2 separate regions of the Homo sapiens genome follow, and region 2 is linked to region 1. A link is a loop called in an ENCODE intact Hi-C map of the cell type or tissue named here. Cell type or tissue: A673. All regions are shown on one strand. Each heading gives the region's core, and the rest is flanking DNA. Links, peaks and the distances in the headings are about the cores only. Region 1 overlaps CCDC171 (coiled-coil domain containing 171). Region 2 overlaps BNC2 (basonuclin zinc finger protein 2).

Region 1 (8,000 bases), core at 1-8,000:
CCAAAGGAAAACAAATTGTTCTACCATAAAGACACATGCAGGCATATGTTCACTGTAGCACTAGTCACAATAGCAAAACATGGACTCAACCTAAATGTCCATCCATGGTAGAATGGATAAAGAAAATGTGGTACATATACACCATGGAATACTATACAACCATAAAAAGAACGAGATCATGTTTTTTGTGGGAACATGGATAAAGCTGGAGGCGATCATCCTCAGCAATCTAACACGGGAACAGAAAACCAAACACCACATGTTCTTGTAAGTGGGAGCTAAATGATGAGAACACATGGACACAAAGAGGGGAACAATTGGGGCCTTGAGTCTGGAGGGTGTGGGAGAAGGGAGAGGATCAGAAAAAATAACTATTGAGAACTAGGCTTAGTACCTGGGTGACAAAGTAATCTGTACAACAAACCATTGTGACATGAGTTTACCTATATAACAAGCCTGCATATTTACCTCTAAACCTAAAATAAAAGTTAAAAAAAATCATTTGAAATTCTGCCATTCAGACACAACCAATGTTAACATTTTGGTATATATTCTTCAAGTTATTTTTTAGCCATAAATACAAACTCACATGCACATATTATTTATATTTAATACACCTATATATATTTAAACAACAATTGGGCCATACAGTTTTTTTCACTTTTTTTCCTTTTTATTGGTATGTAATAGTTGTACATGTTTTGGAGGCACATGTGATATTTTGATACCTATATACAATGTGCAATGATCAATCAGGGTAATTTGGTTATCTGTCCCCTCGAATGCTTTTCTTTATGTTGGGCATATTACAATTCTTCTCTTTTAGCTATTTTGAAATATACAATAAATTATTGTTAATTATAATTTCCCTATTATACTATTGAATATTAGAACTTATACCTTCTAGCTAACTATTTTTGTACTCTTTAACCAACTTCTCTTGGGCCATACTATTTGTGTGCATTGTTTTTTAAACCTAATAACATATCTTTCTTGTCAGTAATTACAGATTTATGTAATTATTTTTGATGCCTGAGTTGTGCTCTGCTACATGGCTCTACCACAGTATATTTTGTCAGTTTTCTGTTGATGGATATTTGAAGTTATTTTGAGTTTTTGGTTATTATGAATAAGGTGGTAATTACTATCCTCTTGCATACATTTTTTCATTATTCTCTTTTTTCCCCTGGAATAAATTAGTAGAATGATTGCATCAAATATTATGTGTACTCTAAGGCTTTTAATACACATTCTCCAATTGCCCCTGAAAAAGATAAGATGGTTCCACTTTACCCCCTGCAAGACTTCTATTAGCCCTTTAATTTTCTTTTTAAAGTGTGGTTCTTTAATTTCTGATAATAGAAGAAAGTTTTTTCCTCTTTTTATAATTTTGGTCTTCCCTGAATTTGCAGACATCCATTCTTACTAGGTCCTTATTTTACACAGAGTTGCTAAGTTTTAGTCTAAGAGATTCTCCTTGGTGAAGTAAAGAGGATACATTTTGTGGCAGCTGCTTGTCTCACAGATTTTCTTTTTCATTGCTTTCTAAGTCCATGACTGTGCTTTGAATGTTTGAGATTATTGGAATTGGTAAGTGACATCATTTTAATAGTAAGTTATCAAAAAGATTTTGGATTATCCAAAGTTGTTGTCTATAGGAGTTTGTGCAATTCTCTTTATTCTTTTACATTTTTTACTTGCCAATTGATAAATTGTAGTTGTGTATATTTACATGGTACAGAGTGATCTTATGGCTTATGAATACAATGTGCAATAATTAAATCATGCTAATGAACATATCTGTCACTTCCAATTCTCTCTCTCTCTCTTTTTTTTTTTTTGAGACGGAGTCTCTCTGTTGCCCAGGCTGGAGTGCAGTGACGTGATCTCGGCTCATTCCAACCTCCCGCAACCGGGTTCAAGCGAATTTCCTGCCTCAGACTCCTGAGTAGCTGGGACTGCAGGCATGTGCCACCATGCCCGCCTAATTGTTTTTTTTTTTTTTTTTTTTTGTAATTTTAGCAGAGACGAGGTTTCACCGTGTTGGCCAGGCTGGTCTCGAACTCCTGACCTCAAGTGATTCACCCGCCTCAGCCTCCCAAAGTGCTGGGATTACAGACATGAGCCACCACACCCAGCCCAAAATAAAAATATCTTTTACATTGAAAAATATTAAATAATTTTTTAATTGGGTTGTGGAATCGAAAATAATGTTGGAATGTCACCTTCTTCAAAGGTTTGTAAATACTACCCAGAGAAGAGCTATTTGTTAGGGAAATACAATTAGCTGGCAAAGTCATATAGTTCATCTGAGAATAAACGAATTTGATGGAAAAATACCATCCTTTGTCTCATCTAGCTACTTGACAGGTATAGACTCTAGTTCTTCAGAATGTAAATTGTGCCAATGAGCAATCTAAATGTCCTAGATATGGGGCCTAACTTGAATGTGAATATAAGAAGTAGTGAATTTGGTGCTTTTTTCGGTTGTTGTTGACAGTAGGAAGAGTTTGCTACTTGGTACTTGAAATTTTAGAATTCTACTCTGAAGATTTCATATTGCACAAGTAGAACTAAAATTTCTTCAAAATTTCCTGAGTAGAGCCCTAAGCAATGCTAAACAAAACAAAGTATTACAAGAAATGAAATACTAAGGTGCGTAGAAGAACTTATTATTTTTCTCTTTTTGTTTCTTTTTCTCATTAAGAAATTTGATGCATAATAGATGTACATGGTTTTAGGGTACATGTGATAATTTAATACATTCATATAATTTGTAAAGTTCAAATCAGTGTGCTTGGGATATAGATCCATCACCTTAAATATTTGTCTTTTCTTTATATTAGAACCATTCAAATTCTTCTAGCTATTTAAAAATACAAAATAGATTATTGTAAACTGTAGTTACCCTACTGATCTAACACTAGGTCTTATTATTTCTATCACACCATATATTTGTACCCATTAATCAACTTCTCTTCATCCCCTTCTCAACCACTACCCTTCCTGGCCTCTGGTAACCACCAATCTATATATCTTCATGAGAGTCACCTTTTTAGCTCCCACATATGAGTCAGAACATGCAATATTTGTCTTTCTGTGCTTGGCTTATTTCATTTAATGACCTGCAGTTCTATCTGTGTTGCTGCAAATGATAAGATTTCATTCCTAATTCATTGTGTATATCTATATCGCATTTTCTTTATTCATTTATTAACGGCCACTTAGGCTGGTTCCACATTTTGGCTGTTGTGAATAATGCTGCAGTAAAAATAGGAGTACAGATGCCTTGTGATGTATTTCTTTCTTTTGTACACATACCCAGTAGTGGAGTTACTGGATCATGTGGTAGTTCTATTTTTAGTTTTTTGAGGAAACTCCATACTGTTCTCCATAGTGCCTTACTAATATACATTCTCCCTAATAGTGTGCGAGGATTCTCCTTTCTCCATATTTTTACTGGCATCCATTATTGCCTGTCTTTTTAATATAAATTTTAACCGGGGTGAGATGATAGCTCATTGTGGTTTTGATTTGCATTTCTGTGATAGTTAATGATGTTGAGTATTCTTTTCATATACTGTTGACCATTTGTATGTTTTCTTTTGAGAAATATCTATTCAGATCTTTTTGCCACTTTTAAATTAAATTATTTGTTATTTTGCTATTGAGTTGTTTGAGCTCCTTGCATATTCTGGTTGTTAATCCCTTGTCAGATGGACGATTTGCGAGTGTATTCTCCCATGCTGTGGGTTGTCTCTTCACTTTGTTGATTGCTTCCTTTGCTGTGCAGAAGCTTTTTAACTTGATGTAATCCCATTTTTCTATTTTTGGCTTGGTTGTCTGTGTTTTTAAAGTCTTAAAAAGAAAATCTTTGCCCAGATCAGTGTCCTGGAGTGTTTCCCCAGTGTTTGGAAAAACTTATTTTAAGGGCTTGTTGCAAAGTGAGATAACAATAGTGATCTTAGTTTTAATTCAATATCAGTATAAATAGCATTTAAACGTCGGTTATAGTCATTGTGAGTTATGCCTTGTCATCCTCAATCTGTATCTTCTCCTAAGATTTTAGTGTTTCATGACTGGGAAAACTGCTTGATAATTAGCTTTGCGTATCAGCTATTACTAGAGCAGTTTTCGTATTATCCCATAAGTCTTTTCACCATCCTTTTCTCCCATTATTCCTCCTTCTCTTTCTGTGCCTGTTGTCTGATTTCTAGGTTTTTTATTTGTTTGTTTGATGGTGGTGGAGGGGGGATGCATCAGATTTTTAGGACAGAATCTTGAGGGTAAAAATATAAAATTATACTCTTTTTGTTCAGATATTTTACCAGCCGATAAAAGCCAGCCTGCCTGCCTGCCTTCCTTCCTTCCTTCCTTCCTTCCTCCCCTCCCCTCCCCTTCCTTTTCTTTTGAGACAGGATCTTCCTCTGTTGCTCAGGTTAGAGTGCAGTGGTGTGATCATAGCTCACTGCAGTCTCAAATGCCAGGGCTCAAGCAATCTTCCTGCCTCAGCCTGCTGAGTACCTAGGACCACAGGTGCGCACCACCATACCCAGGTAATATTTTTAATTTTTTGTAGATAATATTTTATTTTTAAATTTTTTTGTAGAAACACAGTCTCGCTATGCTGCCCAGACTGGTCTGAAACTCCTGGCCTCAAGCTATCCTTCCATCTCAGCCTCCCAAAGTATTGGGATTACCGGCATTAGCCACCATGGCTGGCTCTTTTATTTTAAAAGATTTATTGTAATAAGGTATTTTCTGTATATCCATTATTAAAACATAGTCTTGCACACTAAGGTAGTGCCTTCTGTCTCTCAACTCCTTCTGATAGGTAGAAGGAGTTCTATAAAGTTTTCTTTTTAATACTAGCAGATGAGATATCTTACATCTTGCATCCTGGGTTGTATTTCAGACCAGTGTGTTTGTTTCTTGTTTTTTCTTGTTGAGATTTTTATCTCTCTTTGCCTTTTAAAAAGGACAAGATGACATTTAAGGGCAAGTAATTGCATCCGTGTAAAGCTTCTGCTACAGTTTTAAAGAATCTTATAACTTTGTACTCCTTAATTCAGCTTAATGTATGTATGAATTATATACCTTGCGGGAATGATCTGGTATAACTGATCTGAACTGAGATTAAGGAAAATCTGGTAGGACTTCTTTAAAAACAAGGTAGATTTATAAATTCATTTTTCTAGTTTTGTTGTTTATTATTCCTTTTCTTAATAGGAAAAAATAATTAGGAAGGAAATAAAATCATAGCAGAATCAGTATTACAGAAGGTTGAAGCAGTTATGCAACTTTGCTAGAAAGTAGTAGGACTGGCAATAAAGCAGTTGAAATCCTTCCCCCTGTAGACACAAATTACACCAGTAGCAGGGATTCTCATTATTTTATACAATTGTTTTCTTTTTGTGTGTATGTGGAATACAACATTGTCTTTTCTTGTGAAGGATGAGTATGTATTACAATTCTTGTGGTAGCACTGGATAGAATTCCAGTGCTACTGGAGTTCTATCCTAGAATCACTATTTTCTGTGACCCCTTGACCCTGAATTCTTCCAGCATGTCAGTTTCCTCATCAGTAAAATGGAGGTGATATTACCTGGTCTGGTGCATCTTTGGGTGATTATGAGGATCCTATAACATGTATGAAAGAACTTAGAAAATTAAATCGCACTAATAAATGTTTTTGAAATAATTTTTCTTTAAATATTTGCCATATAAACATCCCTTGGTCAGGTATATATAGATTGCTTAGTTTTCAATTTCAGGTTAATATTTTTACCCCTTTAAAAGACAAGAAAGTAAATCAGATTATATGGAAATTGGCAACCATAAGTCTGTGCAATTTACTGTATGTCATTGAGTTATGTTGATTAGAATGGGAATTATTTTCTTAACAGCATAGTATTTGGAAAAGTTGAAATAATTTCATTTTCTGGGGAAGGAGTCAGCAAGGTAGTATTAGAAAAAGCTTGTGTGGAGAGTCAGAATGCCTGGATTGAAGTTCTGGCCCTGTAATTTAACCACCTCGGTAAGTCACTCAACAGCACAGAGCCACTGTTCCCTCATCTGTAAAAGGTGACAGTGACGCCAGTCTTGCTTTTGCTCACAGGACTGTAGGGAGATCAGATGAGATAATGTGCATGTGAAGGTGATTTTCACATTAAAAAATGCTATATTAGTAAAAGCTAAGTTGGACTGAACTATAAAAGGCCTAAGGTCAGGAACGGTGACCCAACTATATTGAGAAAGGTTTTAGTGTTTTGACTTTTGGAGGTTTTTGATTGATGACCTGTTCAACATGTGCCTTCAAAAAAATAATATGTTCAACAACTTTAGTGTTTCCTTCCAGTTAAGTATACAGCCATTGCCAAGACCCAGGTGGTAAATTCATGCCATATACTACTATTTAAATAATCATATAAAGTAATGCAAACATTACTACTGTTTCCATATTTTGAAACATTTTGTCACCTTTTCATCATTTAATTTTGGGATGATTTCAAATTCCAACTCAAGTGGTGACAGTATTTGCTTTTATGTGAAATGTTTGAGATGCAATTAGTAAAAAACAAAAATGACAAAACGTATCAAAGTACAGTACAGAATTTTGTTTTTTGTTACAACTCTGAGTTCTAGGTGGCCCTAAGTAGAAAAGCTGCTGACATGATGTGAACATAATTTCTTTGTCATTAATGTTAAGAGGCAAAAACTAAATTCTAAACTTGATGCTTTATCTTTTTGTTCATTTTAAGGCCACTTTTTAAATATAACTAGAACTATTATATCTTTTAATACTTATTATTGAGAGAACGAAGCCTGTGAGCAGTTGAACTTTCAAGTGCTATAACCAGAATTGCTATTCATTTTAGCTACTTGGACAAAAAACAGTGTTTGATGGACTGCCTAGGTGAAGACCTGGAAAAGGAAGGGTTATCTACAAATGAGTGAGTTTATTATGGCTTAGTGATTTGCTGATTGATTTCATTTGCTGTCAGTTAAGGCTCTCTTAATGTCAGTTTTCTTTGCATAATGCCTTGAAATGAAGACTGATGAAGTTCTTCAAATTGATGCCGCTTATATAAACTGACCCCGATTTGCCCTATTCTGCATGACAACTTAAGTGACAGCAGTTAGAAGAAAATACAGCAATGAATATGCAACTTAAGGATTAAGGAAGATGCAGTAAATCAGTCTAAAGCTAAGTACAATGATAATTTCTTGTAATAATTCCACAGATGCCTTACATTTGTTAAACAGACTGTTATTACTCTCAAATACTCAAATATATGTTTTCATTATATACATGTATTTGAATTGAAGAAGAGAACTAAAAGTTATTCCAACAGAGATCCTAATTCTTTTCCCTCTTATTTAAACTTGGAATTATCAAAATCACAGTTTTAAAAATATTTTATTTAGGATATCCACATGCAAAAGAATGAAATTGGACCTTGGTCTTACAACATGCACAATAATCAACTCAAAATGGAGTACACAATGTTAGAAAGACCTAATGCCATAAAACAAAGGAAACAACAAAATGGAAAGGCAACTTGTGGAATAGGAAAAACTATTTATAAACTGTATATCCAGTAAGGAGTTTAATATCCAAAATATATAAGGAACTCATACAACACAATAACTTTTTTAAAAAATGGGCAAAGGACCTAAAAAGACATTTTTCCAAAGAACACATGCAAGTGGCCAATAAGTAAAAAGGTGTTCAACACCGCTAACCATTAGGGAAATGAAAATCAAAACCACAATGAGATATCACATCACAACTGTTAGGATGGCTATTACCAGAAAGTCAAAAGACAACAAGTGTTGGCAAGGATGTAGAGAAAAGCGAACCTTTGTGCACTATTGGTGGAAATGTAAATTGGTATAGCTATTATGGAAAACAGTATGGAATTTCCTCAAAAAATAAAAATAGAACTACCATATGATCCAGCAATCCTACTTCTGGGTATACATCAAAAGGAAATGAA
Region 2 (17,580 bases), core at 3,636-11,635, 730 kb after region 1:
CCCACAACGTTCAAGCAATTCTCCAGCCCCAGCCTCAAGCAATTCTCCAGCCTCAGCCTCCCGAGTAGCTGGGATTATAGGCTCCCGCCACCATGCCCAGCTAACTTTTGTATTTTTAGCAGAGACGAGGTTTCGCCACGTTGGCCAGGCTGGTCTCAAACACCTGACTTCAGGTGATCCACTCACCTGGGCCTCCCAACGTGCTGGGATTAGAGGTGTGAGCCACCACGCCTGGCCGGCGATCTGATGGTTTTTAAAAACAGGAATTTATCTGCACAAGCTCCTTTGGCCTGCGGCCATCCACATAATGTGTGACTTGCTTCTAAACGGACTAACACATTTATTGAGGCAGGGTCTCACTCTGTCACCCAGGCTGGAGTGCAGTGGTGTGACCACAGCTCACTGCAGCCTCAACCTCCTGGGCTCGGGCGATCTTCCTGTCTCAGCCTCCCAAGTAGCTGGAACCACAGGAGTGTGCCACCACACTTGGCTGACTTTAAAAAAAAAAAAAATTTATAGAAACAGAGTCTCACCATGTTGCCCAGGCTGATCTCAAACTCCTGTGCTCAGGCAATCATTCTGTCTTGGCCTCCCAAAGTGCGTGAGCCACAGTGCGCTGTGGTATCCAGTTTTAAAAAGGGGATTCGTTTTGATAAAAGTAATGCAAAACCTCAGAGAAAGAAAAAAACAGACAACAAGGAGAGACGGAGAAAATAATTAGGGAATGTAGAAAAAAAGGGGTGGTCTTATGAAGTGGCATTTAAAAGAAACACAGGACCAAGTCCACACTTGTAAACTTGGCTGTAACAATTCAAACTCAGTGGTCCTTTAGGCAGGTGGTTAAACTAAACACGTCTAAAGGAAAGAGTTTTGATAACGGCTACACTTTAGGGTAAGTAAACAATTTTATTATATTCTTACAGAATAAATTTTCAAAGCAAAAAAAGTTTTGGTTTTCCTACTTTACCAATCTTGTTTAAAATAATACACAGAGAAATTAACAACTCTACTTGAACATAGCATAGTGTGCTAATGTATTTGTATATGCTACACGGATGCTTTCATTTTCAGATGAGGTTCATTTTAAGTCTTTTTGAAATCTAAGGTGATGTTTTCCTACCCTGTCTAGGCAGTTAAGACTTCCAGATGGAAGGCCCCTTAATACTGTAGTTCCAACTCTAGTGACCTAACTTATAGATTAACAAAATTGATCTCTTTTTTAAAAACACAAAACAGGCAAAATAAATTTGACTCTCCTGAAACATTAATGTGTGAACACAGTTTTTAAAGAGTAAGACAGGGTTCCCAGGATCCCCAATTTACTCTTATGACCAATATGGAGTTCCAGGTATCCAAAAACCCCCATGGTACAAGCATCAGTCACACTGCCAGAAGGGACCACAAAGCACTGTTTAAATAAAGCCTTCAAGAAATTTGAGACATCAAATTTACGTCAGGGGAGGGCAGGCTCAAAAAGAGTAGAAAGCTTGTGATTAACTAAATCTACCCTTATCCTCTACTTTCCATGAGCAGAAAAAGATTCCTTAGGGGTACTTCCTACTTCCTATTTTTAAGTTATTTATTTTCCCTGAGACCCCAATTCCTCACTTGTAACAACTGAATGGTACTACTTTTCACACAGCAATTTTGTACACATTAGAAATATTTTGCTTAAAAAGCTAAGCACAGTGATAGACACAGAGTAAATGGTAAATAAAAACGTTTCTTCCCCCTCCCTCTGTCTCTGTACAGGGGAGCTTCTTTTTTCTTTCTTCCCCCTTCTTTCTTGTCTATTAAACTCCCTGCTCCTTAAAACTAAAAGAAAAAAAAAGTTTATTATGATTATTAATTCTTAGACAAAATAAGCATTTAAAAATAATCAATTTTTTAAATTTTGTTTTAAAGAGATAGACTCTTGTTGTGTCACTCAGGCTGGACTCAGTGGCAAGATCATAGCTCACTGCAGCCTTGAACTCCTGGGCTCAAGGGATCTTCCTGCCTCAGCCTCCCAAGTACCTGGGACCACAGGTGCACACTGTACATTTCCAAAATATATGGCTCCCAGACATACACTTTACATGTTAAAATATGCCCTAATTACTTAATAGATAAGTTGATGTCATGAAAAGATAACCTGACAGGGAGTCAGTGAGATCTGAAAAATAGAGGTACTGTTTCCAAAGCCCGGCAGAAGCATGCAAACTTGAAATAGGCAAAAGTCAAACTCCACTTCCTCTTCCATTACATGCATAAGTTTCAATATGCTCAACATTTCTTCAAAGCTCTAGGTTTCCATATTTTATAATGTTTTTATTATGTACTTAAGGTTCCTAAACATCATACCTTGCCAACCTAAGTTCAGTCTCCTGTACAGGAAGGGATCTTGGGATTTTTCTGTGTTTCTTTAGCACCTAGAACACAGCCTTGTGAAAGATGCGCAACATGGGCTGTTTGAATGAAAGGGGATACAGCAGGCTTGGCTAACTCTGATCACTGATTGCCTAGAGAAAAGTGCACCCCAGGGGACCTTTCGGAGCCACTTTTCAAAGGCTCAGAGAGCTTTTATAACAAAAGTCTCAGACATGAAATCATTACTACAACAAGTATTTTGTGAATGCCTACTCTGTGCTGGGGATTGTATACATAGTATAAAACCCACAGTATCCTCAAGAAGCTTGAGCTGCAAGGAAAGTAAATAAGCAATTTCCAATAGAGGGGGGGAAACCATAGGGTGTTATGATATGAAGAGAAGGCGCACCAACCTAGTCTTGCTTCATGGAGGTGAACTGAGATAGGAATCTACAGGCCCAAAGGTGAAAGCTTGAGCTGCTCCAGGACAACAAAAATTGGAGCTCAGCTGGAAAACAAGCTAAATATGAGCATATAGAAATAACTGCTAAAACTGTGTCCAGCCTGCTAAGGAGAAGACCGAACTTCATCCTTGTATCTCCTATGCTTCCTTATGTTACAGGTAATAAAGGTATGTAGAAGATGGCTACAAACTATTCAGGTACCTGGACAGCAGAATCCCAGGAGTGTGCTTTATGGAATTTATCTATGGGACATATTTCTATTCTAGTTCTTAATTTAAACTAATCTCAAGAAAGGTCTTCTCTGCTGGACTTCCAGAAAGATCACTGATCTTTTTCTTTTTGACAAAACTGTTGCTCTTCCCCCTTGTCTCCAGTAGGTCTTGAATCCCTTACCTGCCCTTCTTACCTTTCCCTTGGTACCCCCTCCTCTCAGGACTCCTGTCTCTTAGTATCCTCCATTTTGACTGAATTGACAATAGAAGAAACAGGTTTGGCTTTGTTTTGCTCTTATTCTTCTCTGCCATCTTCTGTCTGATAATCACAAGCTCTTAAGAAGGCAAATCACTTATGTCCCTTAATACCAAATCATTTGTATCTCATCCATATTATGGATAAATATACCATTATTTCCACAAATTCTAAAGGAAAGGCCCAGCAACATAATATAGATATCACACAATGCAGTGATGAGGGAAGGGAAAAGGGGTGGCAAAAACTGGGCGCACCATGTAACCACAACCAGAAGGATAACAGTACAAGGCAATGTACCTAATAACGCAACTGAAGGAGGATTGCTGAATCCGAAGCATTTTAAATTATGCTCATAGAGTGGCATTTGGGAGCCCCCTTTGCTCATCTAATGGTTTTCATGCCTGCCAGATGCACCACTATAATTAAATTCAGTAAAACTTGAAAGGAACGGCCAGTGAGTAACATCTTTCCTTAAATACCCCCAGAAGGAATCCGAGGTTCCCAACAATGTATGTATGACAAGAAAGCAGACTACAGATACAAGTTTGAAGGAATGATAAACTGACAAAATATTTAAATTACTATAATTTATCAGGGTTATAAGGGTCTATGAATTGAAACAGAGATAGGTAGTCTCTGATCAGTTGGCCCAACAGAATTTAAACGCAATCAGTGAAGAAAATACAAAGTAGATCTTAAAAAACTCCTATCTGCTTTTAAAATGTCATCTACCCTGTGGTAACTTAACTCTCATTCTCATACATGGTATTTCACCTTTCCTTGCTTCACAGTTGAAGAAACGCAACACTCAGAAGATCATTAGGTACATGGAGTCTTTCCAGGGGTACAACATCATACACACACTTAAAATAATTAGTCATGAGTGCATACCCATTTTCAAGATGACGTGTATATAGCAAATTCTGTTGCTCCCTGGCACTTAAAAGAGTTTTTTAATTTGTCATGATAAAGCAAGGAGAAAGTAGCTGTCACTTAGGCTGCCACTGCTGTCATACTTTTTAATAATACAGCTCCTGTAATTACACTGCGGTTCTTTATATTAACTCAGTGAAAGCTTGCTTGGTTTTAGCATGAAAACAATTTATGAAATTATAGAAACAGACTGAACACAGCAGTTCATTTGTTGAAGCAATTATCCAGATCCTTGTCAAAAAAAAAGTACAAGCAAGAGAAGACTGTGATGTGCAAAAAATGGTTCTAATTCTATGCTTTAATATGTACAATATGTCTGTGGTTGTGCTGAATTATGTTAATAAACTGCAGCCGAAATATATTTGTTACAACACAAAGGAAAGGCGCTATCAATCGTCCTGCCAGATACTTTAAATTAGTCACCAAAGCATCCATCCAGCCAGAGTTTTTTCTATAACCTGCACATGAAGGGAAGGGCTCCAGGATAGTTTTCTAAAGGACCAGATGGATTTTTCTAGTATTTTGAATTATCTGGAAAACGGCTGTAAAGTGAACTGTGGCACAAATGCCATTTTTAAATGACACATAAAAATCCAACCCTGGACATCAATCTTATGTTATTTTTTGACTGGTTATCATACAAAAATCCAGGTTCCCAAGCAGCTCCCAAGATAGGAATTTAGAATACTTGTTGCTGAAAAGGTGAGGCTAATAGCACAATCAAGTGATGCCAGAGCTATTGTTTAAATGATTGCATAAAGAACAACAACAAAAAAATTCAAGGTAAAAAAAAGGTCTCACTTTACACTCTGATAAAGCAAGACATGCAGTCTGTTAGCATTCAGCCATGAAAATAATAACTTGTAAGACCAGCTTGTAAGGCTATGCCATCCAAGTTTCACTAAATGTGTTTATCAAATTCTCTGGAATAATGATTAAGCTCAATTTTAAAATATTCTACCTGCAGAGTAAAGGAACAATTCTTGATTTAACAAAATTTTTGAAAATTCATATACAAGTAAATTTATCATATAAATGTCTCCAAACAAAATAAATAACTCGAGGAAGAACAAATATTCCTCCATATAAAAATAACCTAGTCTCTTTCTTCTAACTAGACCACCTAACTTCAATAAAAGCACATTACTAAATGTTTCCTTTAAATTATTCTATTAGTTAATTTGTAAGAGGTAGAAGAGAGAACAGAGATCTAACACTAAAATAAATAACTAGAAAACAGAAGCAAAAAAAAAAAACCTCTAAGCTCAAATTGTGAATTGTGCAACAAAGTGTTATATGCAATAAAATGTGGACGTCTTTCTTTCTCCCCACATCTGGAGATAGTTTAGTATACCGACTTCCAGAAACCATGCAATCCTCCAGCCTGACTAGCCCCTTTCATTCACAAATAAACAATTAATAGAATGGGCAACTAATTTTCCAAGTGTTCATATTCATTAGGCTGTTTCCTGAAATTAAGTATCTGCCTCATGATACAATACTGTACACATGAAACAGTCTCACACACCCACCCCTTCCCCAGCCACTTTCTCATACCAAACTTAGAGAACTAGGCATTCATATTTCCATTTTCCATCCTTTTATTAGAGTAGAATTTGAAAATTAAATTCCCTTAACTGTACTGAATAAGAAATACAAAATATTATATGACAAGATCCCCTCACCAATTCTTAGCATGGATTTTTATTCTTGTGGCCCCATCAATTCAATAAATATTTATCAAATACCTACTATGTAGAAAACAGAATTCTAAACCCTGACATGTAAACATAAATATGTCCTTGAGGAATTTACAACTGAGTAGGGAGATAAACCTGACCACAAATAACTATACTATAAAGTGGAATGTGATCAATGTGACAAGACAGGCATAAACAAAATGCTTTAGGGTTCAGGGGAGACAGACTACTTCTATTGAGGTAATGAGAAAAAGCTTAGTGAAGGAAGTGGTTTGGAAGATGGATAGGCTTTCAAGAGGCACTGGACTCAAAGGTCCTCAAGGTCAGAGACCATGTCTTGTTTTACTTGGCACCCACACATATCTCCTAGCTCAGTGCTGGACCATCATCACTTATGACAAACCTATTTAAGTGATTTCAACAAGCCAAGATGGGGAAAGAAGATCATCCAAGAAGATGGACAAGTACTGCCAATGGTACGGAGGTAAAGCAGCATGGGGCTTGTTCAAAGAACATATGAGTTATAGCAAGGAGAATACCTAGGACCATAAGGTTAGAAAGGTAGTCTGAAAAATCAACTGGATCAAAATAAAAGATAGCAGTGAGTTTTATTTTAAATTTGTGAACCATGGGGAACACTGACAATTTCCAAGCATATGACTAATTATTAGAGCCTGTATGCCTATTGTGCCAGTTTGAATAAGCAAATACCCAGTGTACTTTTCCAATTTTAAAATGCAGATCACACAAGGGAAGGAAAACGTACTGTGTTAAAGAAATAACAAGAAATATGCAAAACTTCTAGGAAAAAAATCCATTTTGTGCTTGCAACCCAGAAAAATGTTGCTTTAATAAATTTTAAATGTAAAAGACAAAGTCAAAAGGAAAGGTGGCCCCAAATGCCACATGTTATTGAAAATCACTGGGGACAGCAGGTTATGGAGTATTCCCCATTACTGCTGTGCAGGCTTCTCAGAATAGGTATTTATAACAAACGCCAACACCTGTACCTTTTCTGAAAAGGAGATCAGCTACTACCTTCATTTTTCAATTACTGAGATTGTGCGCAAGAAGATCCCCCTGCTACTTTTCCTGAGTGACAACAGGTAAATGTAAGGAGGAGCCTCTTAGACCTCTTACCATAATTTGGGCGCCCCTGCATCCTTGAATCCAACCACCAATTCAGCTTTAAGTGAGAAATCCTGGGTAACCAGGACAGCAGACTATGACAATTCCCTGGGATTTCCCAGAAGAAATAGTGACAAGCACAGCTGTCACTGGGCATGTCATGGAAGACTGCAAAATTTTCTGAGTTGTCTCTGATTCCAGACAGGCAGTGTATTTTCAATTAATTGCCTCGATGACATCATGAGACAACTCGATTACAAAAGAAAGGTAACAGTCACAAGAGGGAGATGAGCAGTACCATATGGATAACAGCCACAAAAGAAAGGAATGAAAATAAGTTGTTTTCTGGTTTGTGTGTCCTTGGAGCCAAACCTAATGAAACAAGGCTCAAAACCAAATTACAGCATGTCCTATATATTAACACTTGGGAATGAAATTAACCAGAAATTAACGCTTGGGATTGAAACCCAAAAATGTTAAATTTCACTGTCACAAGCCTGAAGAAAAAATACAAAAGCAACAGACGTAGGGGTACACCCTGAGATCTACGGAAGAACTTCTAGTAGAAATAGTTGGCCATTGGCCAAAACTTAGAAATCTTTCTATAATATTACTGTCATAAAGACCTTATTAGCAAGGATGGGGGTCTTACTCATCACAGCCTCCAAAATCCAAGACAGTACCTAGCACAGAGTTAGCAATCAACACATGTATGCTTCAAAAGAGAAACAGATTCAGTTTACTGTGATTGCTTTTGTTTTAAAAGCCAACAAAACCACTTGGAAAAACCTTTTCTTGAAAAAAAAAAAAATCCAAAAAACTCCATCTAATCCATGTAAATGCCTTCACTATCATGGTAAAATGCACCTTTTCTCTAAATAAAAAGAAAGCAAGGTTAGAGTTTCCAGGTACTATTTAAAAGAAAGGTTTCTGGGGTATTGTTCCCTTTTATACAGTAAGGTGATATGGAAGAGCTACATGCATGAAGTTAAAAAAAATGGCCAGGAGTGGTGGCTCATGCCTGTAATTCCAGCACTTTGAGAGGCTGAGGCAGGAGGATCCCTTGAGCTCAGGAATTCAAGACCAGCCTTGGCAACACAGGGAAGCCCTGTCTCTACAAAAAAATAAAAATAAAAATAAAATAGCTGGGTGTGGTGGCACATGCCTGTGGCCCCAACTACTTGGGAAGTCGAGGTGGAAAGATTACTTGATCTCTGGAGGTCAAGGCTGCAGTTAGCTGTCATCGGGCCACTGTATTCCAGCTTGGATGACAGAGTGAGACTCTGTCTCTTTAAAAAAAAAAAAAAAAAAAAAAAAAAAAAAAAAAAAAAAAAAAAAAGCCAAGCAGGCCAGTTACCTTTCCACATACAAGAACAGTCTGCAGACACACCAGCATGCCCCAAATTAGGCAACATTTACTGCTAAGCACAAGGAACACTGCTTGCAAGAGTGAGGATACAGCATGATAAACCCATTATTATTGCCATAATTAACGAATGGTGGGCAGCTCATAGGTAATTTAGCAGGTAAGTTTACAATTCTGCCCCACATCTTCCTAGATGTCATAATTTTAGAGTCAGCATTTCTTAAGCTCTTGATATGTGCCAGGCATTAGGCTAAATATTTTTACATTAATGTTGATGGAGCTCAGGACATGCTACCCCAAAATATGGCACCTTGACATACTGAATATTTAAGATTAAGAGTTTTGAGAGATGATATATGCAAGGACTCTCTGACATTTCCCCATCCTTTTCCCCAGAAGCAGGCCATAAGATCGTCATGTGAGAGGTGCCCTTCCCAAAACCCAGAGGAAAAAAGCAACTGTATATCTGAAAATGGAAGGACATCAAAAGGAATCTAAATAAGAAGGCCTTGCTACGTTTCCTTCGGTTTACTACTCTTAGCACATACTCTTTTTTGTCTTATCACATTTTTCCAGGACTGTCCATTCTTCATCGAACCTATAAAAACATTCAGCTTTAATTGTTTCCTCAAGTCTTCATTTCCTTATGAAGGAAATGTGTCACATAAAATTTATATTAAATAAATTTGTATGCTTTTCTTTGTTAATTTGTCTTTTGTTACAGAGTTAGCAGCCAAGAACTTAGACGAGTGGAAGGAAAATAAATTTTTCTTCCTCTATAATGTAAATACTTCACATGCATGAATTAATTTAATTTTCATGACAATTGAGCATGATTGGTACTATTATATCGCCATTTTACAGATAAGGAGACTAAGGGTCAAGGAGATTAAGGAACTTGACTAAGGCCTCATAGCTGGTCAATGGAAAAAGTGGAATTCAAAACCAAGTCTGAGAGCTCAATGGTCACATTTGTTCAATTCCATTACATCAAGATAACTCCAATTAAGCTGAGAAATCAAGCAACTGTGTCCAGTTGATAATGTTTCCATAACCATATTGAAAATGTTCCGGGCCAGGCATGGTAGCTCACACCTATAATCTCAGCACTTTGGGAGGCTGGGGTGGGAGGATCATTTGAGTCCAGGAGTTGGAGATCAGCCTGGGCAACAAAGTAAGACACTGTCTCTACATAATAAAAAATAAATAAATTAGGTGGGCCTGGTAGTGCATACCTATAGTCCCAGCTCCTTGGGAGGCTGAGGCAGCAGGATTGCTTGAGCCTCGGATGTTGAGACTGCAGTGAGCCATGATCACACCACTGCACTCCAGCCTGGGTGACGGAGAGAGACCCTGTCTCGCAAAATAAAATAAAATAAAAGAGGCCAGACATGGTAGCTCACACCTGTAATCCCAGCACTTTGGGAAGCCCAGGCAGGTGGATCACTTGAGCCCAGGAGTTCAAGACCAGTGTGGGCAATATTGCAAGACCCTGTCTCTACAAAAAAAATTTTTTAAATTAGCCAGCCCCATGGTCTCAGCAACTTGGGAGGCTGAGGCAGGAGAATCTCTACTTGAGCCCAGGAGATCAAGGCTACAGGGAGCTGAGATTGTGGCACTTCACTCCAGCCTGGGCAACAGAGTGAGATCCTCTCTCAAAAAAAAAAAAAAATTAAAAATTAATGAATGAAAGAAAGGAAGAAAGGGGGAAAGGAAGGAGGGCAGGAAGACAGGGATGGGAGGGGAGGGGAGGAAGGAGGGAAGGAAGGAAGGAAGGAAGGAAGGAAGAAAGGAAGGAAGGAAGGAAGTTCTACTGACACGTGGGAATTTCGTAGGTGGCTCTCTATAGCATTTCATAGTATGTTCTTTCCTCTTGTTTTGAACCATTCTGTCCTAGTTGCCACCACTTGTGCAAGTATTATTACATCTTTGAGGAATCTTTAAAAAAAATAGTTGCCACAGATAATATGAAACCCAGTTTTGTGAATTACAACAGGTAATTTGTGAAAGGCTTAAATCACAGTGTTGGCAATCTGGAGTAACTATTCAGACAACCATATAATGCATTTGAGAACACAGAAATTGATATGGGGTCATGATCATCATCGATAAACGTAAATTTCAGTTTACTGTCAAGTCCACTTTAACCGTGGCCCTGCAATCAAAATGAGGTACTTCTTATAGAACAAACAAACAAACAAAAAAACCTACTTTTGAACTAAACTTGATTATCAGATATATCTTCTTAGCCACATGTAAATTGAAAATTAATCACTTTGGTTACGAAAAAATACAATTGAAAACATCATTCTATGACAAATTATACCTGATAAAGAATGTATCACCCAAAGAAAACAAAGCGGAATATGAAAAGAATTATGAAAATGGCCCTATTTTTAGTTCAAAGTAGAGTTTCCTCAGCTACACTGTCACCCAAGAGAATCCCCACAAAGCCCTGTAGAGCCAGCTCCTCCAAATTTTACGTACAGATGGAGGAAAAAAAAAAAAAAAAACCACGATTATCTATAGGAGCTTCTATACAAGGCACATATAAGTATGGTTTTTGTGGCAGGCACAAAGTTTAGTAAAACCTTGGGGCCTTAATGAAGGGTCAGGTTCCAGGGGTTAGGTTTCACTAATGGTTTTCTGAAGCATCAGCAGCTCTCAGCACCCAGTTTTATTTTACTACATAAACATGTATGCAGCATTTATTATGTTTCAGGCACTGTTCTAGGCACCATACATTCATTAAATCCTCACAATTAACTTCAGCTATGCAGGAAGTAGGTATTATCCCATTTCACTGATGATGAACTTGGGTGCCCAGACACTTCAGAAACCTGTCCAGTATCACAGAGACAGTACAAGTGGTGGAAACAGGATTCAAACCTAAGCAGCCTGGCTCCACAGTCCATGTTCTCTGCCACTGTGACATGCTGTACTTTCCCAGCAATGGCAGTAAAGCCATGCCTGGACTGAACTCTAAAATGGAGCGCCACTTTACGGTGACTAAAAGCAACTTTCGGGGCTACCTATTCTACGTGCCCTCACTGACAGACCTGTAACAATGCCATCAATAATCCCTGATCCCATACCCAATGGAACGCCAGCTACCCTCTCAGTGAGGCCAGTGCCTTGGGGACTGGTTGGCTACACTGGCTCTGTGACTTAAACCAGATCATCTGGACACCTTATTCTCTGAGCTGGGTTATCCCTGAAAAAAAATGTTCAGGTTGCATTTAACACCTCTTCTCTCTACCCAATTTTAGCTCTAGAGCTATTCTACGTAGATTTCAGTTCATTCTATAACAGCATAGAGAAAGCTATCCTGTGGACTGCTTTTTAGATGATGAACCTTCTCATTACCAGAATCTGTTCACGGGAGGACGCCAGGAGGAAGAAAGCTATATCGAGCATGGCCACGGACTAGGGACACAACATCAAACATCATGTTCAGAGCTCTCCCTTTATTTACAGAATGCAATCAGCAGCAAGATCTGTAAATTTCATCTTCAAAAAAGAGGAGTAGGACTTCACATTACAGTACTTAATATACCCTAGGATAAAAGAATCTACAAGTTCTCCAAAACTATGAATCAAAGATCAGGTGGAAACAAGGAGTGATAACAAGAGGTCCAGAAAGGACAGATACTCATCCTTTCCACATGAGCCTTGATTGCACAATTACTTAAGTTAAGTTATGCATTCTCAGAAAACCAATTAATTGTGCTGGTGCTCTCTGAAGCTCTAACACCGGCTTTGTCAACAGCTGAGTGGTTTCATAAAGGTGGAGGACAACAGTTGCAGCTCAAACAGTCCTGAAGCTCTAAGAAAAGGCGCCCTTCTAAAACTCAAACGACTTTCAGGAAAGAAGAAATGAAAATGATTTGTCACCAAAAATATTCATTTTCTGACATGGGAACAACTTTAGCTAAGTCACCAAATTTACCAGCATTTCTATAAGTGAAGCAATTCAAAGCATTCTTTATTGAACACCTAAGGTATGCTGGGTGCAAAGATCACTAAAACCAAGAATCTAAGGGCTCTCTATCCCCTGGGGACTTAGAGTGAGAGAGGGAAAGAGAATAATTCAAGAAAATTATAAAAATTCCAAGGAAGAGGTGACTCTGTTCAGGAGGAAAAGGGAAACATGAAGCCAAAATTCCTGGTTAAAATATTCACAGAAAAATAAATATGTACACCATCAATGTTTTTCTCAAGAATACGAAAGAAGGGAGCAAGGAGAAAATTCAAACCCAACATAATGCTTTAGAAAAACAAAAATAGTTTTCTTTAAAAACAAAAAACAAAAAAAAAATACCAAAAAGCACCCTTCTGGCACAGCAGGCTTCCTGTGATTGCAGAGTGAAAACTGTACCATAAAAATCCAGTCCACAAGTGCCAGAGGAAAAGAAACTTTCCCCAAATAACAAAATAAAAATAAACCTTCAGTTAAAATAATATATTACACACTGATGTAAACTGAAATGCTCTTGTCCATGGGTTGAGCTTATGAAACCCTTAAACATGAACATGTAACACTAACAAACTATTTGACATTATTATTTGGGTTCAAAGACTCCCTTTCTCTAAATGTTTATAGCACCATACCAGTTATTTCAACTGAGCTGACACAATGAATTTCAAATGATCTAATACTTTTGACTTACCAGAGGATTAGCACATGATTACCCTGAGTAAAAGGATTATTATTACTGCTGCTCTAAGATATTAACACTTTCTGTAACACACTCTAAGGGCACTGTATAGATCACTGAAAAATGTGACAAAATGCATGGGGGAAAGGGGATTTTAAAAAAGAAAGGTGGTAAGTGTTCTTCTCTTTTAAGTTTCCTTGCTTAAAATACAGTGGGCCTCCCAACGGTAGAATCAACATTTTGCATGATGCTTTCAGTGGACATACAAGTCACAGAAAAATAAGTCCAGCATTCAATGCACTCAGGAAATTAAGCCACGTATGGCCTTCTTCCCGTGAAGATCAGGCTCCAAACAAAAACCCCCACTTTGTAATAGACAACTAATTCTCATGTAATGAATGACAGAACACAGCATTAATGTACTTAACAAGACAGAGCTAAATTCAATGAAGCTTGACGCCATTGATATGAAAAAGGGCTACATTTGTAGACAGAGCCAAAGGGAGAGAAAAAATCATTCTGAATTCCGAGTTAAATAGTGCTGCTTCTGCTTTGGTTTAGCCCTCTCACTGGAAATAAAGATCAGAGCTAAAATATGACCCTTAAAACTGGCAGCAGCAAAGAAAGCTAAATACCACTGTATTAAACTCTCTTACTGACTGACAAAGAGGCAACAGCTAACGGACTTTGCTCGGAGCTTTTACTGGCAAAAGTGTTATTTCTTCATGGCTAAATTCCTGATCCATTAAAAATGTGCCCCTTCACTACCAGACTTCATGATATGCAATTCTGCCACCATCTGATATCATTATAAAAATTTCAGACAACCCAAATGATGACTTAGTAGCTACTGAAACTTCTACATACAGCATCAAAACAAAAGATATGGAAGCAAACCATGTGACACAAAATGAGTATGTAGCAAAGTTTCTTATGTAGAGCCACCATAAGAAAAGATTTGTAAAAGCCTATAAATACCATAGTGCCAACTCCCTTTTTTCAGTGTTAAGTGCAGAAAACAGATTTTAAACTACATTTTAAAATTCAGCATATGAACAATGCTGATCATTCTGAAAACAATTTATAAACTATAAGTAGATGAGTGAATATTTAAACTCCTTGAGCAGGATTACAGTAAGAACACTGATCTAAATAGCACACTTTATGCATCTGGTGATATGACTTATTTCTGTAGGATGTTCTTACACACACAGAGGTAACACCACCTGGAACTGCTATACCTTAAGGCAGGGAAACCTCGACTTTCCACTTCTCTCCTCTATCCACAATGTTATCTGGTTCCGCTGTTGTCACAGAGCCAGGGAATAAAGCTCTTCCAGAAAACTCACCCAAGATCAAATTGAGCCTGGTGACAGCAATGTCCAGGCCGTAAGTAATGTTCAAAGGATTCAACAACGCCTGTGACTGATCATTCTTTTTCCCTTGCCATCACCTGCTGATTTTGTCCAGGTGTTTTATGGCTATCTTGAGGATCTGGAGAGCAGACAGAGGGAAGACTTTGCCAATTTCTTTTGTCTGGGATTGTGAATTCCTTACACAGATGGTGGACAGCCTCAGTCCAGGGCAGCACCAGGGTATACTGCCTTCAACCTCCAAAAGGAGAAACAGAGGGAAACTTTTTCTTCTCCCACAACACTGCCTGTAATGTGTCTGTGGTTAGCAAAACTGAGACAGTATGGCTTCACAGGGAGTAAAGTGACGAAGGAAAAAAGTCTACAAGTAACTTGAAAATATTTACTTGAAGTATTACTAAGCATTTGCCAAGGAATCAAAAATGTTAATGAGAAAGATGATTCTAGAGCAATGTGCTTCTATTATAACGACTTATATAAGGTTTCAGTTACTTTTTCACTTGTATATCAAAGACACCAGGTCTCCTAAATTAACCAAAATAAGACTTTGAAAATCCAAGTCAACCCTTTAAAAGCTACTACACTGCTGTGGTGGAAAGAAAATTGGACTGGTGTCTAGACCTAAGCCATCCAATATGGTAGCCACTAGCCACATGTGGGTATTGACCACGTGAAATGTGGCTAGTCCAAGTTGAGATGTGCTGAAAGTGTAAAATACACTGAATTTTGAAGGCTCAGAATGAAAAAAGAAAAGAAAATGTCTCGATAAACACTCATATTGATTATATATTTTTTATATTTATTATACATGGAAATCATAATTTTTGATATACTGGGTCAAATGAAATACATTATTAAAATCAATTTCACCTGTTTCTTTTTACTTTTGTAGTGTGGCTACTAGAAAATTTTAAATTGCATATGTGGCTTGCAGAATTATTTCTATTGCACAGTACTGGTCTGGACACTAGGATTCTTGTCCATTTCAATCTCTTGTTGGTTGTGATGACCGTGGTCTTCTTAACCTCCTGAGCTTCATCATTTCCAAATGAGAGGGATGAAAATCAAGGAAATGGATTCTAAATTTTATAGCTCCCCAAATTATAAAATTTTATCTAGTTACTTTTCACACTTTCATTCCTAAACTCCATGATTCATTTTCATCTGCGCCCACTCTAAAAGAAGCAGTGAAGAACACCCAATAGGAAAATAGGTTTTATTCATTAGTCAATTAATTTAAGAACCTATAGCTCCCTCTGATGACTTTTAGACTAAAATTTTTCAGGATTTGTGTAATATTTTTAATGTAGACAAACTTACTAATCATGATGAATAAACCAAGATGACGTATCAAATAAAGAATATCTATGCCTTAAGTGGATGTGGATTAACAAAGCAATGAATCGAGTTGCTTGTTTTGTGAATTCAAGCTCACTATCACAGGTACACTTGATTGCAATCCATTTGGTCAGAAGGTTACCAAAGCCTCAGAGAAGGTTTTTCCACTAAATCCAAGAAAGTGTATCTGAAATTACAAGATATAATGTAGCTGATCCCTCTTGGAGGCACAATTTTTGACAGAAATAGCTGCACAGATTGCATCAGTTATACCTAACTTTCTGATAATTCACAAAACACCTCTTCACATGGTTCTTAGGTGGGTGGCCAGGCCAGGAGGAGGGTATTTTTAGAAGCCTGTTGCTCCCACAACTGGCGCTAACTGGCAGTGTTAGGTAATTACAAAGGGCTAAGGGAAACGCATGTAAAGAACAACAATTTCAGGTGACAATTTAAGTGCTTAATTATATACTAAAAAAACCTTATTATTTTTATTTCTCTACTGTTAAAAAACGATGAACAACTTTATTCTCTGGGTACCCTAATATTAATAAACCTTTGGTTTTATAGGTTATACTGAAGATTTGAATCAGTTTGCTGTCTGAATCAAAGAAAGAAAACATAAAACAGGAGGAGAAGATTAAATGCAAGTCAGAAATTCAGTATCTGTTTAATACATGTATTTTTACCAAAATGATGGTGAAACTAAGCCACACATCCTGGCTCACTGAAAGCCTTTGTTGGAATACGTTGTTGGACATGTAAGACACACATGTATCCTTGCTTTATGGACGTATTCCAGTAAACGAGACACAAAGTAGTCAGGTTAGCCACCAGAGATTGAAAGTGCGGCATACAAGACTCAGGACTTAAAAACTAGGAGAGAGAGGGCATATTGTACCAGACTGAATTATTTCCTGTCATGACGTGTTTAAAATTCTAATACAAAGGTAGCAGAAAAGAGAGATCAATAAATGACGTTATATTCTATGTATCCAAAAGGAAGAACTTTCTAAAGAAACGAAAAGACCAAAGTAAAAGGCACTAACAAGTAGATGCAAGTGAAGGAGTAGAACAGTATTGTCAAAGCTAAGGAGCCTGCAGAGAAAACCATCAGAATGGCTTAAACAACTACACTTTGTAAAGCAATTCAGTCGACTATTTAAAAATTTCAAGTTAATATGATGTGTAGCTGATTTTAAGGATCTAACTTACATGCAAGAAAAACATTAGTTTAAATTATTTGCTTTTTAAATATTCCTAATGCATAACAGATAAACACTGAAGTGAGGCTGGATTAATTCATAGTTGCTCTAATACCAGATGTATGTGGGTCATAAAGTAAATGGATCTTTCCAAAAGCCTTTGGGAAAACCCCGTGAGGCCAGTTTTGAGATCTATCAGTAGCAGGAAAGGTAAAAAGGATTCAGTAAAAAGCAAAGCAGAAGGTAGGAAATAATGTTACCTTAGAAACTGATGTATTGTGTATTTTTGTCTCCTTGTTTAATGTTTCTTAAAACAGAGAACATGATTTGCTTAAATGTCAAACTTGGAAATCATATTGATCTCAAAAGATCACTTCGTTCAATATTAAGTTTTAGCCTAGTCAAGAATTTCTTAAGATATACCAAATGTATTTTAAAATATTTTAAAGTGCTACTTCAAAACTCTAAACTACAATGTTTTTTAAAAGCCTTATTTCTTCACAGCAAGGAGCTTCCAGAAACCACTAAAACATTCTTGCCCTTTGAATGTCTGGGCATGGTCTCTTCATGTGTTATTAATAAGCTAGACGAAGTA

Evidence for each region. A loop is a pair of places that touch in the nucleus more often than their neighbours do. Peaks named below come from ENCODE experiments on the same cell type or tissue, not always from the same donor. Only the 100,000 strongest peaks of a DNase experiment are listed, where the experiment ranks them.
Region 2: it touches region 1 in a loop (7-fold over the local background); 3 of 110 quality-filtered maps call a loop at or near these places.

Annotation. Positions count from the first base shown.
Region 1 is chr9:15,878,636-15,886,635 of GRCh38, forward strand. All of the region lies in intron 24 of CCDC171 (coiled-coil domain containing 171), which reads left to right. Among named protein-coding and RNA genes, the nearest start is that of CCDC171, 330 kb to the left of the region's middle. In A673, for the core only: no CTCF peak of the experiment used is centred there; DNase peaks (open chromatin) are centred at 3,426, 3,786 and 4,436; H3K4me3 peaks cover 3,994 bases; H3K27ac peaks cover 6,781 bases.
Region 2 is chr9:16,606,621-16,624,200 of GRCh38, forward strand. All of the region lies in intron 3 of BNC2 (basonuclin zinc finger protein 2), which reads right to left. Among named protein-coding and RNA genes, the nearest start is that of BNC2-AS1, 110 kb to the right of the region's middle. In A673, for the core only: no CTCF peak of the experiment used is centred there; no DNase peak of the experiment used is centred there.